Regions from separate parts of the Homo sapiens genome. Here all the other regions are linked to region 5. The links are chromatin contacts, found by Hi-C or POLR2A ChIA-PET in ENCODE. All regions are on one chromosome and are shown on one strand. Each heading gives the region's core, a stretch centred on a gene start or an enhancer-like site at or near the end of the contact. The rest is flanking DNA. Distances are from core to core; before and after follow the strand shown. Region 1 holds the start of CSK (C-terminal Src kinase). Region 2 holds the start of SENP8 (SUMO peptidase family member, NEDD8 specific). Region 3 holds the start of PKM (pyruvate kinase M1/2). Region 4 holds the start of HEXA-AS1 (HEXA antisense RNA 1). Region 5 holds the start of NPTN (neuroplastin).

Region 1 (2,700 bases), core at 120-2,619, 1.1 Mb after region 5:
CCACACTGTCTCCCAGCTCCGTCTCCCACAGGGCTGTTTGCCCTCTTCTCGCTCCCTCGGGCCTCTTCATGCTTATTTTGTGTTCCAAGACTTTGTCAGCATGCCCCACTTCCTCCCCCCCAACCCCAAGAGTGCCTCTTCCCTCTGTCCACCCAAGCCTGACCCTTGCTTCAGGGTCTAGTCCCTAGAAAGTCCCCCACCTTTACCTCCTCCCTACGCTGGAGTCTCTGGTCTCGCCCTCATCACTGTATCCCCATTCTGTTCCCCGGTCTCACCCTCATCACTGCATCCCCATTCTGTTCCCCCGCCACCCTGCACTCTCCCACCCCTGTCATGCCTGAGCACGCTGTCCTCTCCTGTGGCTCAGAGCAGGTCATCTCCCTGCTTTTCGTTAACAGTGATGTAACAGCCCTTGCTTAACGGAGGGCTCCTCACGTGCCAGCTACTGCATACTAAGCACTTTAAACGTATTAACTCATTTCCTCCCCTCCCCACAAAAACTTAAGAAGTCGGTGCCATTATATATCACCTATTTTACCAAATGGGGAAACTAAAGCACAGAGAGGTTAAGTAACTTGCCCAAGGTCACAGAGCTGCTGACAACTTCTTTATTGCCTCCAGGCTGAACATAAACTCCAAGAAAGTCCCATGAGGCTCTTTGGATCTCTTTTGCCCCTGTTGTTTGCAGGAACCCATCTCCCACCACTCTCCCCCACCCACACTGCAAGCGGCAGCCGCCTGAGCTATATTTAGATCCCAGAAGCCACCAAGCTCCCTCCGCACTCCCCGCCCTTGTGCATGCTGTTCCCTCTGCCTGGTCCCGGCTCTGTGAGGTGTGAGGTCTCCCCGTTAGCCCTAGTTTTCTTTCTGCCTCCTGGGAACCGTGTCCACCACCTCTCCACTTTGATCAATTATTTCCTTGCCGTTGTCTGTCGGCCTGTCAGCCTACCCCCACCCGACCGAGAACGCCTTGACGGTAGTGAAATGGTCTTGCCAATAGACTCCAGAGCAGGCTCCGCCACGATGTCAGCGCCAGGAAATGTTGGTGAATGAATGAATGAAGGCTTTCTGCTGCGAATCAGGCCCACTCTCCACAAACAGACCTGAGGAGAGGGGCCCAGGCCCGGCCCCCAGCGCTTCTGCAGCGGGAAAGCTGCGTCCAGAGAAGGCTGGGAGGTTGCTCCCAGGCCGGCTGAGGAGAGACCCTCGGAGCCTTCAACGCAGCCAGGCGGCAAGTGGGGGCAGGGCGTGGGCGCGGACACACCCCCCGCAGTGCCCCCGGCGCCCGGCAGGGGGCGCCGCCCCGCCGGCCCACGCCCCGCCGCGCGCCGGGCAGGCCCCCTCGCGCAGGCGCGCTGCCGCGGGCGGAGGATCCGGGCCGCGCTTCCTCTCGCCAGGCCTGCGAGCTTCCTCCCAGCGGAGCCCTGGGCGAGCCGAGGTTGGCCGCCGCCGCCGCCGAGCCCGCTGCCGCCCTCCCGCTCCTGCCCCACCCGCGCCTTGCCCGGGGGCTTCTGCCGGGGTGGGGTCCGAGCCGGGCGACCGCCCGGCTGCGCCGCCGTCGGGGCCGTAACCCGGCCCGCCGTCCCTCCCGCCCCAGCCAGCCTCTGGCCGCCGGAGCCCGCGGGGCGTGGAGCGCGAGGAGCCCCGCGGCCCCGATCGAGCGTCCGGGGCGGCCCCCGGCAGCCAGCGCGACGTTCCAAAATCGAACCTCAGTGGCGGCGCTCGGAAGCGGAACTCTGCCGGGGCCGCGCCGGCTACATTGTTTCCTCCCCCCGACTCCCTCCCGCCCCCTTCCCCCGCCTTTCTTCCCTCCGCGACCCGGGCCGTGCGTCCGTCCCCCTGCCTCTGCCTGGCGGTCCCTCCTCCCCTCTCCTTGCACCCATACCTCTTTGTACCGCACCCCCTGGGGACCCCTGCGCCCCTCCCCTCCCCCCTGACCGCATGGACCGTCCCGCAGGCCGCTGATGCCGCCCGCGGCGAGGTGGCCCGGACCGCAGTGCCCCAAGAGAGGTGAGTGCCTGGCCGTCCCGGAGTGTCCCCTGGAGGGAAGAGGGTGGAGGTCGCGCGTCTAGTCTCTGTTGCTGCCACTGTCGCGTCCACTCCCATTCCCCTCTTCTCCCACTTCTCCCTTCTCTCCTTTACTCCCTTGCACGGGTTCGAATTCTCCCAGGAGCCACTGTCAGAACCCAAATTGGAAGGGAGTGCATGAGGGAGGTACTGCCCTGCAGCTCCACGGACTCGTCTTCTCGGGTCATCCCGAGTCCCCCCCTCTGTGGAGCTCAGAGTAGGAGGTGGCTGGAGTCTGGAGGAAGAGGATCCGTATGGGCCAGGTCCCTAGAGAGAGTGCTGGACTCCCCTGCCCTTCCCTGTACAGGGCCTCCCCGCAGGTGCCCTGGCTTGCTTGGTTCTGACCCCTCCCTCATTACCCCACCATGACCCTGCGGGCTGCAAGCAAGCCCAGGGCCCAGCCACCTCGGGTGAGCAGTTAGAAGCCCAGGTCCTAGGACTGAGCCTGTCACCCTTGGCCTCTCAGAAGACCAGGCCTAAGCCAAGGGATCTTTGGGTGGGAAACTGGGCAGGCCTTCTGCCCGGGGGGAGGTAACGGAGCATTAGCACCATGCCCCCACCTTCTGGCACCCTGGGCAGCCCATTCTCCTAGGCTCTTTGTGGCCCAGACCAGGTGTCAGGAAGGGGTGTGTC
Region 2 (2,700 bases), core at 69-2,568, 1.5 Mb before region 5:
TGAGAGAGGCTACAGTCGGTGGTGGGAGAGAAGCCAAAGTCTGTGACGGTGTCTAGAGGGACTGACACCACATCTACCGGGAGTAAGAACACCATGACAGCGGCTATCTGAAAGCCGTGATGGCTAGGGTTAGTGCTAGTCGGCTTGGTGATGAGCGAGCTGGGAGGGGTTCTACTAAGAAGAGTAGGGCGAGGGGCACATGGGGGACGCAATGGGTTAGGGGGCGGTCGAGACTTTGCCTGAGAACTGTAATCACGTCAGCCCAAGGGAGGATGTAACGTAGTCTAGAAGCTCCATTAAGAGTCCTAAGGGACTCTGAGGGGTACTAATGGGGTCTGCTGGGTTGGGGGGACCGTGACAGAATCTCCGGGGAGGCTGGAGGGCCGGAATGGTGCCCGGCCAATGGAAGATACAGGGGGTGGGGTCTACTGGGGATCCGGGGCCGTGATCTGGTGTTTGGGAGGCTCGGCGCAGACCCGCTCGCGGGGCGTCTCCGCTGGGACGGGGCGGGGCGGCCCGACCGGAGCCAAATAGCGAGGCTGAGACGTGGGCCAGGACGGGCTGCAGGGCCGCTGGGCGCTTGGGCGGGTCTTACCTCGGGCTCCGCCGCGGTGGCCACCGCAGCCCCCTCCTCTTCGACGGAAGCTGCCTTCCACCCTCCGCCCCAGGGTAGGACCGGAGATGGCAGAAGAGGCCGAGGCCACCGAGGGTCGGACGGTTCCGGGAGGGTGGGCCCAGCAGCCTCAGGGTCCGGGCGAGCGGCCGCGGCGCATCCCCCGCCCTGTCAGAGAGACTCCGCCCGGCCTGAGCAGGCACATCCCCCGCCGCACCCCGCCCAGAGAGCACGCGTTGGACCGCCGCCTCAACCGCTGCCAGCGGCCGCCTCTGCCGGTGCAACTACTGCCTCCGCCGCCGCCTCTCGCAGTCCGGGCTGTCCTGTACTCTCTCAACAGACACAGCCAACCGCCGCCGCGTCCCTTATCCGCTTCGGTCGCGCGCCCCCGACCCCGCGCACGCGGCCCCGCCCCGCGCGACTCCCCGGCTGCAGGCGAGCAGGCGCGCGCGCACTTACCTCCCACGCCCCCTACTGCCAGCACGGGTCGGCCCCGCCCTGTCCCGCCCCCGCACGTGACGCCACTGGAGAGTACAGCGTGCGCTTGCGCAGACACGCCCCCTTTCCTACGCCCCAGGCGGCCCCGCCCAAATTTTTTCTTCTTCACCTTACGGCAGAGCAGGGAACTCAGCTTTAGATTCTCCCTGTACTGGAAAGGGATGTCGCAAGGTTGGGGACGAAACCTCTGAGTTTGCGACCGTAGCTGTCGCTTTCCGGCCAACACAGAGGTGCCTGAAGGCTGGTTGGGGTGGTGAGGCCCGAGGCAGGTAAGAAGCCTCCTCCCCACTTCGGTTTGTCTCGGCAGTGGATCGCTCTCCCACCCACTCAGATTCTGGCGTATCCGTGCTCCCTCCCGATTCTGGACCTGGATTCTCAGCGCCGCCGGTCATAGCCCCCGCCCCTTTTCAAACACGCACGCTCTCTCCACCCACTGCCCCCTCCATTGTCCCCGCCCCGACCTCCGTTTCCATTCATTTCTCAGACTTTTCACTGAGTGGTTTCCATGCCTTGGGTTCCAGAATGTCAGAGGCGAATTAAGTGGTGTCAGCTTTTTGAAGTGCTTTTGTATAGGAGACCGTGAGAGAATCCGCAGTGGTAGTACAATAAAGTGACAATAGAGAAAAATGCACGGGATGCTGTCTGCGCACAGAAGAGGGGTCCCAGGTTGTGTAGGAGGATAACGTGAGGAAGCCCTTTCCAGGGTGACTTTTGGGTCACTTTTAGAGGACTGTGTTAAAAGACTAGTAATCCAGTACCTGGTCAAAGAAATACGAAAGGAGGTAAAAGCAGAATAACGGGCGCAAGAGCATGTGACAGTGGTGGTCTGAAAGAGAAAAAAGAAGTAAAATAAACCTGATGGAAACCGTACTAGTGTAGACTTCCCTTTAAAGAAGCATCGTTATAAAGTTAGAGAAATGAGGAACGAGAATATGGCCCTCAGGAATGTTTTCTGTTTAGGTAGAAGACTCAAAAGCGTACCATGAAACCGAGAAGTGGCCTCTTCGAGGGTGAGGGAGGCTAATTTATAAGATCAAGATCACTAGTGGAACGCAACCTTGTATGTGCATTTGAATCACCTGGGAAACTTTTTGTTAAATAAAACCAATACTGTTGCCCCACTCTAGACCAATTAAATTCTGGGTTGTGCCAGGTGTCATTACTGTTTTAAAGCTCCACAGGTGACTCTAATGCTAAAGATTGAGACTCACTAAACTAGAGAGAAGGAAGTTGAGACAGTTGGCTCTGTAACATTAAGATGGAGGTCATTTAGCCGGGCGCGGTGGCTCACGCCTGTAATCCCAGCACTTTGGGAGGCCGAGGCGGGTGGATCACGAGGTCAAGAGATCGAGACCATCCAGGCCAACATGGTGAAACCTCGTCTCTACTAAATATACAAAAAATTAGCCGGGCGTGGTAGCAGGCGCCTGTAGTCCCAGCTACTCGGGAGGCCAAGGCAGGAGAATGGCATGAACCCGGAAGGCGGAGCTTGCAGTGAGCCAAGATCGCGCCACTGCACTCCAGCCTGGGTGACAGAGCGAGACTCCGTCCCCGCCCCCAGAAAAAAAAGATGGAGGTCATTTAACTAC
Region 3 (2,700 bases), core at 124-2,623, 1.4 Mb before region 5:
TTTCCTGCCCCCTCCGTAACCAGATCCCCACCCCACCCCGCGGCCTCCGCGTTCCACAATCAGGACGCATTTGTTAAAAAATGTGCCGGATAATTAAAAAAAAAAAAAAGAAAGAAAAAAGAAAGGAAAAGAAAGAAACGTGCCGGAGAGGCGCGGAACGGGCGAGGGCCAGGAGGCCCCAGCAAAGCCTGCAGAGGTTTATCCCGCCCGTTACGAGGCCCAAGGCCATCGCCCGGTGAAGCGGGGTGGGCCCTGGGCGCGGCCGCTACGTGCAGCCCGGCCGCGGCGAGATGGAGCGTGGTCCCTGGCGGCCACCCGGCAAGGGCCGGTCGAGCTCTCGGGCCCCGAGCCATTCCCAGGCCCTCGCAGGCCGCCCATCTAATCCCGGCCACAGGGGACGGCACCGCGCCGCAGGGGCAACCGCCCTGCCTCCCGGCAGCGGGGCAGGCCAACGTTACGTAAGTCTCCAGCTGCCCCCGGGCCGCCGCATCCCGCCCGCCGCGCGGGGCACCCAGCCCAGCCCTCCGCCCGCCCGCCCCGGACACGGGGCCTCAGCACCGCCCGAGCCTGCTGGGAGCTGGGAGGCGGTGATGGAAAAGGGGGGTGGGACCGCGCTCGGAGACCGGAGCAAGTGGGCGGGCGCGACCAGAGCAGAGAGGGAGGGAGGGAGCGGACACGCCAGGCGAGGAAGGGGATGCGGGGGAGCGGACGTGACCAGCAAGCAGGGGGAGGGGCGGCGAGAGGGAACTGGGGCGCGGGAAGGGCGGTCGCGCATGAATGGAGAATGGACGCGGGAGGGGAACCAGAACGCAGTTTCAATGAGTTACACAGAAAGCATTAGAATCAGGGGACACGCACAGCTTGAAGAGGAGGGGGTGGAAGGACCAGACTTAAGGAGGAAGAGGGGAAAACGAGCACGGAACAGGCGGCGCGGAGAAAGGGGAAGCAAGGGTGGAATCAATCACGAGGGACCGAGAGAAGGCAGGCGAGGATGGAGGCGCATTGAGGATTGGGGCAGGAGGAAGAGGATGGGACCAGAATGAGGGGGTAGGGCTGGGGCGGGAAAGGAGCCGGCGGACCCGCCTGATCTGGAAGGAACGGCGCTGGGGACTTCTGAAGAGCAGGCCCCAGGCGTGAGGAGCCGTTCTCCTCTCTCTGAGCTCCACTGCATCCCAGACGCCCTGGATCCTGCGCCGCCCTGCCTGCGTGCCCGGGGCCGGCCGGCGCGCCGGGATTCCGCACTAGCCGGGCGACTGGCCCTTGGTGGGGACTGATGGCGTAGCCTCCTGCACCGCTCACCTCCGGCGCTGACCGACTCGGGCTACGCTGCAAAGACGAAGAGATCCGGAGCCACGGCGCGTGCAGCTGCTGTGCAAGGAGCCACTGCCTCAGCCTCAAGGTTATCCCGCTGCGGGCCGCCGCAATCCCTCCGCCGCCCCGCCCTCTGCCCAATCCCGGCTCCGGGCGACCCGGGCCCCGCCCCCTGCGTCCCCGCGGGCGCAGTCACCTTCAGGAGGAAGCGCGGCGGCGGCGGCGGAACGCGCGGGCAGGTTGCCCTTTCGGTGGGACTAAATTCTGCGGCGGAAGGACACAGATTCAGAGTCACATTTTAAGAAACCTGATGACCAATGGGGACGCGGCGGGGCAACGGGGCCCGCCCCCGGAGCGACTTTCCTCCCAGACCCCCGGGCGCCGGGCCACCTGTTGCCGCCAAGTTGGGCTGCCAGATGGGGTGTCTTTTCTTGGCTCTCGGCCCAGGCCACCCCAGCTGTCCCGGCCTACCTGGGCAGGGCCCAGATTTATGGGTTCCGGGGCAGCATTCTCCCGGCCCCGCCCTGCCACTCCCCACTCCTCCGGGTGTCTGCTCTGGCGCACCCTCGGAGACTGAGCTGAACGGAAAGTTGGGGAGAGCTGCAGACTTGTGCGTGGTTGGAGGTCCTGGCCGCCTTCGGAGGGGCTCTGGCACTGGAGCGGCAGTAGGGAGAACTAGGGACTGCGAAGTGGGCCTGGAGCGGGAGCGCGAGGCCGTTTTCCTCTTAGGACCATTCATTGTGTTAGGACCGCGGAACAAGGAAGGACCGGTTGGGGCCATGTGAATAATTTAGTAGGGTCTGGAATCCTGCAGAGCGAATGCCTCAGAGTAGAAAGTAAATAGACGGTGTTGATATTAGCGCAGAGCTGGGCATCTGGAAATATCAAGTCAGAACATTAGGGCCGATAACCTATGCAGGAGTCAGCATTTCTGTTTTCACCTTTGTCGTGTTTAAGTCAGTATTGTTGGAACTTTTCTTACATTTTTCTACAAGACATTTTCTGATTTCCCAGTTGTTAGCCAGCAACTAATGATGCGAGCAGTTATCAATTAAACAGCTGTTAACTCTTGCCTTCATTCACAGATACAATGTTGCGCATTCAAAATGTGAAGACCGTTCTCTTAGGTTCTTTTTTTATTTTCCTGGCAAAAGAGACCAAATGGGTGTGACCTGCTCAGGCATACCCGCTGCCTGCAGCTGAATCACAGGCCTTCATTCGCTTCCTGTTAGCTCAGATAAGCTGGGAGGAGACAGTGACAGCCTAAAAGTAAATTTCTGTTTGAAGTGAGATAAAAATCTTTCACTTTCTTCTGTAAGTCTTTCCTGGTCCCTTTAGTTGTTGTTGGGAAGGAAATGCTTGATTATTAAGGTGGTGAAAGAACATGAA
Region 4 (2,700 bases), core at 63-2,562, 1.3 Mb before region 5:
CAATGTCTAAAGCGCTCTTGACTCTTCAACCCCACATTTTCCCCACCCTCATCCCTCCTCAATCCCCAGCCCCCACTCATCACATCCACTAGACCTGAACTTTGAACTCAATCATAATTCTTTGTGCCTCTGCTCAAGCCCTTCTTCCTGCCTGGAATACCCTCTTTTCAGTCCCGGCTAATTACATCTACCATCCCATTCCAAGTGGCCGCTGGAAACTCACTTCCTTATGTTCTATGATTTCTTTCACAATTTACACTTTTTTTGTTTTGTTTTGTTTTGTTTGGGGGGGGGGGTTGTTTTTCTGAGAGGGAGTCTTGCTCTGTTGCCCAGGCTGGAGTGCAGTGGCGCGATCTCAGCTCACCACAACCTCCACCTCATGGGTTCAACCGATTCTCCTGCCTCAGCATCCCGAGTAGCTGGGACTACAGGCGCGCGCCGCCACGCCTGGCTAATTTTTTGTGTTTTTGGTAGAGACGGGGTTTCACTATGTTGGCCGGGCTGGTCTCGAACTCCTGACCTCGTGATCCGCCCGCCAAACATTCTATGTGCCAGAAACTTGTATGTAACTTTGCATAGTTCTTGTATTATGTCTCCCCAATTTTGAGTGTTTTCTCTGGTCTCTACTCAGCCCTTGCTCACAGTCTCACTAGGACCCTGGCTAGCTTGAACACGGTCAGAAGGATCACCTTAGATTTCTGCTGGCACAGTATTTTCCATAAATTAATCTCCTGATTGAACCGTAGTCCTATAGTAGTTATCTTTGGATGAAAACCTAATGCAGCTCGAGGAGGAAGTGGAGTGCCTGTGATCAGAGGGCTGGACAAAAGCCCATAGGGCGTCTCTGGAGCCCTGGGGGAACTGTCCCCAGGCAGGCACTCTCAGGGCCCAGGAACAGGGCGGGACAAGTCCGACTCACCTGTGAGGTAAGGACGGGGCCAAGACCCGGAACCGAAAAGCAGGTCACGATAGCGCTGGAAGGCCTCGTCGAGGACTGAGCAGCCGGGCTGCGCGGCCGAGCTGACATCGTACTGGAATTGAAAGTTGTTCGGGTAAAGGACGTAGCGCTGGTCGGAGGTTTGGAAGTTCTGAGGCCAGGGCCAGAGGGCCGTCGCCCGTCCTGCGAACGCTGCCGCCAGCAGCAGCGAAAACCAAAGCCTGGAGCTTGTCATGGCCCGCTGGTCTCCCCTCTCGGAGGGGGCTGGCCACGTGAGACCCTGGTCAGGTGAGCGGCGCCCCCGTGACTTATCGGCGAATCACGTGACCAGAGGCGGCTCTGCGCCTGCGACCCCAGGAGGACCCACACCCTGCCCTTTCACTTCCGGCCTGGACCTGAGGCTCCTGCTACGTGCAGCGGATTGTGCCGGGCGTCGGCAACTGCTCGGCTCGCCAGACTGTTCACGGGCCCAGTAGAGCAGTAAATAACCGGCCACCCCTGCGGCCGTGCCGGCCGTGATGGAACTAGACAGCTCACCCGACTCGAGAAGAACGGGGTGGGGAGGCGAGGACGCAGGGCGACCTGGAGAAGAAAGTTTCCCAGATGGCTCTAGGGTGAATCTTGAATGTTGTGATGCAGCTCGCCAGGCCTACGGGGAGGTAAAGGACTTGCCAGGCTGAAGTAACTTCAGAAGCAGAAAAACGGAGGATTAAAACCACAAGTCGTTGTGATGTGAAATTTCGTGGGGCAAGAAAGGGCCGGAAGTAGGTAGTCTGCACGGCTCTGCTAGAGAGAGGATCACAAGATCACACAAATGTGATCTACTTATGACTGGAAAAAATGTGTACTTTCAGAGCCAGCTTGAGGCATTCCATTGCCTCCAATATGAGCTCTTCCCTTCAAGATTGACTATAAATCTCTTAGTTACAACTCACATCCCCTTTCCCCAGACAAAACCCCACATAGCCCGGTGTGTATTTACTGAAAGCAGTAAGATATTGCTGGGGCTTTGGGTGCAAGATGGAGAGTGCTCAGAGATAATGACAGGGGCCTGGTCCTGCAGGGCCTTACGTAGAAAGTCAAGGAATTTATTCTCTGAGCAATTGAAAATCATCCCGAAAGATCTGCATTTTAGAAATACCATGTTGAGTAGTTGCATAAGAAACCAGTTAGGAGGCCCCTTTTTATTGGAGGTAGAGAATAATGAGAGACTGAACTACAGAAGTGGGGAAGGAAGACAGCTGTAGATCCAAGAAATAGTATCCGGAAGAGAGGCTTGAGAAGTGATCAAGGAGAATTCCACAGTTATCAGAGACCCTGTCTTCCTTGTTCACCACTATATTACCAGAACATAATACAAATAATGCTATTGTTATTGGGTGGCATTATTTGGTTAGTAGGTACTTTTTAAAATTTTTAAATTTAATTTTAGTATTAAAATACATGTAAAGATCAGGAAAATGAACTTTTAAAAATAAAGGGCTTTCACTGGGCATGATAACACATCCCTGTAGTCCCAGCTACTCCCAGCTATTCAGGAGGCTGAGGCGGCAGGATCACTTGAACCAAGGAGTTCAAGTTTAGCCTGGGCAGTATAGTGAAACCCTTTCTCAAAAACAAATAAAGGGCTACTGAAATAATGATAATTTATATTCAGGTCGTAGGTACCTAATTACTAGTTACACATACATGGCTTTGATGGGAAATCAAAGAAACATTCTGACAATACAGAGATTCATCAAGCAATTTGTCTTTGAAAGTTG
Region 5 (2,700 bases), core at 154-2,653:
TTCATGTTCCTCGGAAATAACGTCTCTTCTGTCTTGAAACTTTTAAATCTCAAAAATCCACTTCCCCATCTCCCTGTCGCCAGTCACTGCCCTCAATCCCACCACTGCAATTAGTTGCAGCTATGTGTCCCTGTTTTCCCAAAGGCCCGACCAATATCATACAGCATTTGCCACATCCCAACTCCTCCCTTCCCTAATTTATCCTCCACACTGCAAACCAACATTACACCCCCGACTTCCTGCATTTTACTCCCTTCCCTTATTTTTCGTCTTCCCCCACCCCCATCTCTATACCCAGGCCTCCTTACTTCTCTAATAAATATTCCCCCACCTCAGTTCCAACCCTTTCCCTCCATCCTCTGCTCATTTTCCTCTCCTTATTTAGAAACTCCTTTTTGCTCTCCCAACCACTACCCTAGAATGCCCAGCACTCCACCCTCTTTAGCAAACCCAGCCCTCTTCCCCCAGCTCATTTGGAGACACTGCTGCTTCTCTCTCCAGGTCCCCTACTGCAGTCAACCCACTCCCTCATCTTCCCACCCACCTTCCCTCTATCCCTAGATCCAAGGTTCCCTGATTCTTTACCCCCTCCTTTGGTCTCTAGTACTCAGCTCACCATTAGTGTTCCTCAGGACTCTCTTCCCCCCAATTTCCCCCTTATTTTTAAGGATGTCACCAGTCCTACGGGGCCTCAGTAGAATCCTGGACGACCCCAGCTCCCGGGGGGCCTGACGGACACCACCATCCCCGTCGCCCGGAACACAAACGCCGGTCTTGTGCCACCCTCCCTAAGAGCTGCGCCCCCTCCTCATCCGCCCCCGCTACTCCAGCTCCCCACGTCGGCTTCCTCCGTGTCCCCTCGCCGACCCGGCACGACGAGCCCCACGACGTGGAGCCTCCGAGTGGGCAACACCTCGGGCTCACCCCGGACGCCCCCGCCGCTCGGATAGGAGCCTCCGGTCCTCACACCCGCGCCTCCTCAAACCCGCAGCCGGTACCTCCTCTCGGACCCGCAGCCCCTCAGACGCCCACTCGGCCCCCTTCCCCGAGCTCCAGCGTCTCCTCAGGCCAGAGCCGGGCCCCCTCCGGCCCCGGCGCCCCTCAACCCCCGCCCGGCCCGCCCCCGGCGCCCCGCTTACCGTTCTGAGCGGCGCCTGGCCCTGGGAGGAGGGAGCCAGAGACCAGCAACAGCGAGAGGGCCAGGGCGCTGGGCAGCGACGAACCCGACATCCTCCCTAGCAGAAGACCCAACAGCGAATGGGCCGGGGCCAGAGCCGGGGCCGGGGAAGGGAGGGGAGGGAGGGAGGGGGCGGGCGAGTGCGCGAGGGAGTGAGCGAGGGAGGCAGCCGCGGCTCGGCTCCGTCCTTCCCCGTCCTCCTCCTGCCGCCGCAGCGCCCAGGCCTCGCGAGACCTTCGCTCCGGGTCGTGGGCGGCTGAGGAGCGACCGCCGCAAGGATCGCGAGAAGAGGCGGCTCCGACGGAGACTCCCGCCCCGCGGACTCGGTGGCCCCGCCCCTGCAGAGGCTGATTGGCCTAGCGCGAGGTAGGTCACGTGCCGAGGGCGCCTCTGGCCATGTGACGGGGCGAGGCGGGACTCCGCTAGCTCTCTGGGCAGTGGGGAGCTGGGAAGTCCTTCAGTTTACTCCTCTGTGGCCCGGGAGCACCCATAAATAAGAGGAAGCTTTGGAACACAGTACATTTCCTCCACCCATCCTGCCTTTCATTTGTTAGCGCTCTTGGCTACAGAGTTTCATACACCGTGCCTCCTTTCCTCCTTCCTCTCTTTGTCCCCGTCCTGCTGTTTCTTCCTTCTGGACTTTGAACATAGACCTCTACTGGTAACTGGCTCCAACCTCCTTCTCTCATCTGCTGTTTTTTCCTTCCAGGAAAAGTGGTGCGCCCCCTGTGCCCCCGTTACCTTGTGCTTTCCTGCCTGGACATCTGCTCCCTTTGCCTGAAATGTCCTCCTTTGCCGCCTCTGCCTACTCCCCCTCCCACCCCACATCTGGGCCTTATTTTAGCTTCATAGACTCTCAGGGCCTGAAGTTCAGCTAGCCTAATTGCATGTTCATTGACACAATTCTACAAGGAAGTCGTGTATGAACTTACATGAAGACTCCTAAGAAGCGTCTTAATGCGGAAAACATTTATTGAGAACGTGCTGTGTGCCAGGCACATAGTGAAACCCACATGAAAAGGTAGTCCCCGTCCTCATGGAGTGCACTGCCTAGGCTAGCAGAGGAGTGAGGAAGGGTCAAATGGCCCCATAGGAAAGGATCTAGCAAAGCACTCTGGAGGGTGATTGGCAGTGTGGTTACTACTGTTTGCATAGAAGTTTGGGAAATGCTCTTTTTAGGGGTATTTTTTGTACTACCCTCAGGGCTTGTGGTTGGCAAAGGAATTTCTATGGCTTAGCTCATCCCTGACTCACAGCAGACGTCCTGGGAGTGTCTGTGGAAACTCTGAGGGGCCAAGTAAACAGTCCTGGTGGCCTGACTTGATTTAAAGAGAGGGTTTGGAGGACCTGGAAGAAGGAGACCCTCGCAATCTCTATCAAGCTAAAGTGGTCTGGAACTTTCAACAGGAACTGAACAGCTGGTGGTTCCAGACCAAAATTTCTAGCAAAGGCCAGGACCACTATGGCATGTTGTTGATTGAAGTGAAAACTATGTCCTTCAAAACCTCAGGTGTGTGAGTGAC

The links. Hi-C counts contacts between places; a loop is a spot of excess contacts on that map. ChIA-PET counts read pairs that join two places held with the same protein, here RNA polymerase II (POLR2A). Pooled maps may share reads with other maps.
Region 1: a loop to region 5 is called in a map with no recorded cell type, with 3 times the contacts of the local background. The contact joins the promoter of CSK here to the promoter of NPTN in region 5. A Hi-C loop is called at or near these places in 1 of 37 single-sample maps with no recorded cell type and 6 of 50 pooled maps. POLR2A ChIA-PET finds 5 or more read pairs at or near these places in 1 of 52 experiments (activated CD4-positive, alpha-beta T cell).
Region 2: a map of CD8-positive, alpha-beta T cell shows a loop between it and region 5 (27-fold over the local background). The contact joins the promoter of SENP8 here to the promoter of NPTN in region 5. A Hi-C loop is called at or near these places in 5 of 168 maps with a recorded cell type or tissue (B cell, CD14-positive monocyte, CD4-positive, alpha-beta T cell and 1 more), 1 of 37 single-sample maps with no recorded cell type and 16 of 50 pooled maps.
Region 3: a loop to region 5 is called in a map with no recorded cell type, with 17 times the contacts of the local background. The contact joins the promoter of PKM here to the promoter of NPTN in region 5. A Hi-C loop is called at or near these places in 4 of 37 single-sample maps with no recorded cell type and 13 of 50 pooled maps. POLR2A ChIA-PET finds 5 or more read pairs at or near these places in 2 of 52 experiments (B cell and BJ).
Region 4: a map of B cell shows a loop between it and region 5 (8-fold over the local background). The contact joins the promoter of HEXA-AS1 here to the promoter of NPTN in region 5. A Hi-C loop is called at or near these places in 4 of 168 maps with a recorded cell type or tissue (B cell, CD4-positive, alpha-beta T cell, ascending aorta and 1 more), 1 of 37 single-sample maps with no recorded cell type and 9 of 50 pooled maps.

Annotation. Positions count from the first base shown.
Region 1 is chr15:74,780,711-74,783,410 of GRCh38, forward strand. It overlaps CSK (C-terminal Src kinase), which reads left to right and starts at 1,370. Exons shown (of 13, transcript NM_004383.3): 1 at 1,370-2,010. RefSeq lists enhancers at 820-939, 960-1,029, 2,072-2,647 and silencers at 1,250-1,469, 1,580-1,839.
Region 2 is chr15:72,117,085-72,119,784 of GRCh38, forward strand. It overlaps SENP8 (SUMO peptidase family member, NEDD8 specific), which reads left to right and starts at 1,319. Exons shown (of 2, transcript NM_145204.4): 1 at 1,319-1,380. MYO9A (myosin IXA) reads right to left here and starts at 1,066. Exons shown (of 42, transcript NM_006901.4): 1 at 596-1,066. RefSeq lists an enhancer at 8-217 and a silencer at 418-1,187.
Region 3 is chr15:72,229,817-72,232,516 of GRCh38, forward strand. PKM (pyruvate kinase M1/2) reads right to left here and starts at 1,374. Exons shown (of 11, transcript NM_002654.6): 1 at 1,300-1,374. RefSeq lists silencers at 246-755, 1,316-1,815.
Region 4 is chr15:72,374,801-72,377,500 of GRCh38, forward strand. It overlaps HEXA-AS1 (HEXA antisense RNA 1), which reads left to right and starts at 1,313. Exons shown (of 1, transcript NR_027262.1): 1 at 1,313-2,700. HEXA (hexosaminidase subunit alpha) reads right to left here and starts at 1,214. Exons shown (of 14, transcript NM_000520.6): 1 at 920-1,214. The coding sequence starts at 1,172. RefSeq lists enhancers at 450-1,005, 1,006-1,562, 1,454-1,593, 1,924-1,973.
Region 5 is chr15:73,631,986-73,634,685 of GRCh38, forward strand. NPTN (neuroplastin) reads right to left here and starts at 1,404. Exons shown (of 9, transcript NM_012428.4): 1 at 1,140-1,404. The coding sequence starts at 1,230. RefSeq lists silencers at 921-1,180, 1,261-1,560.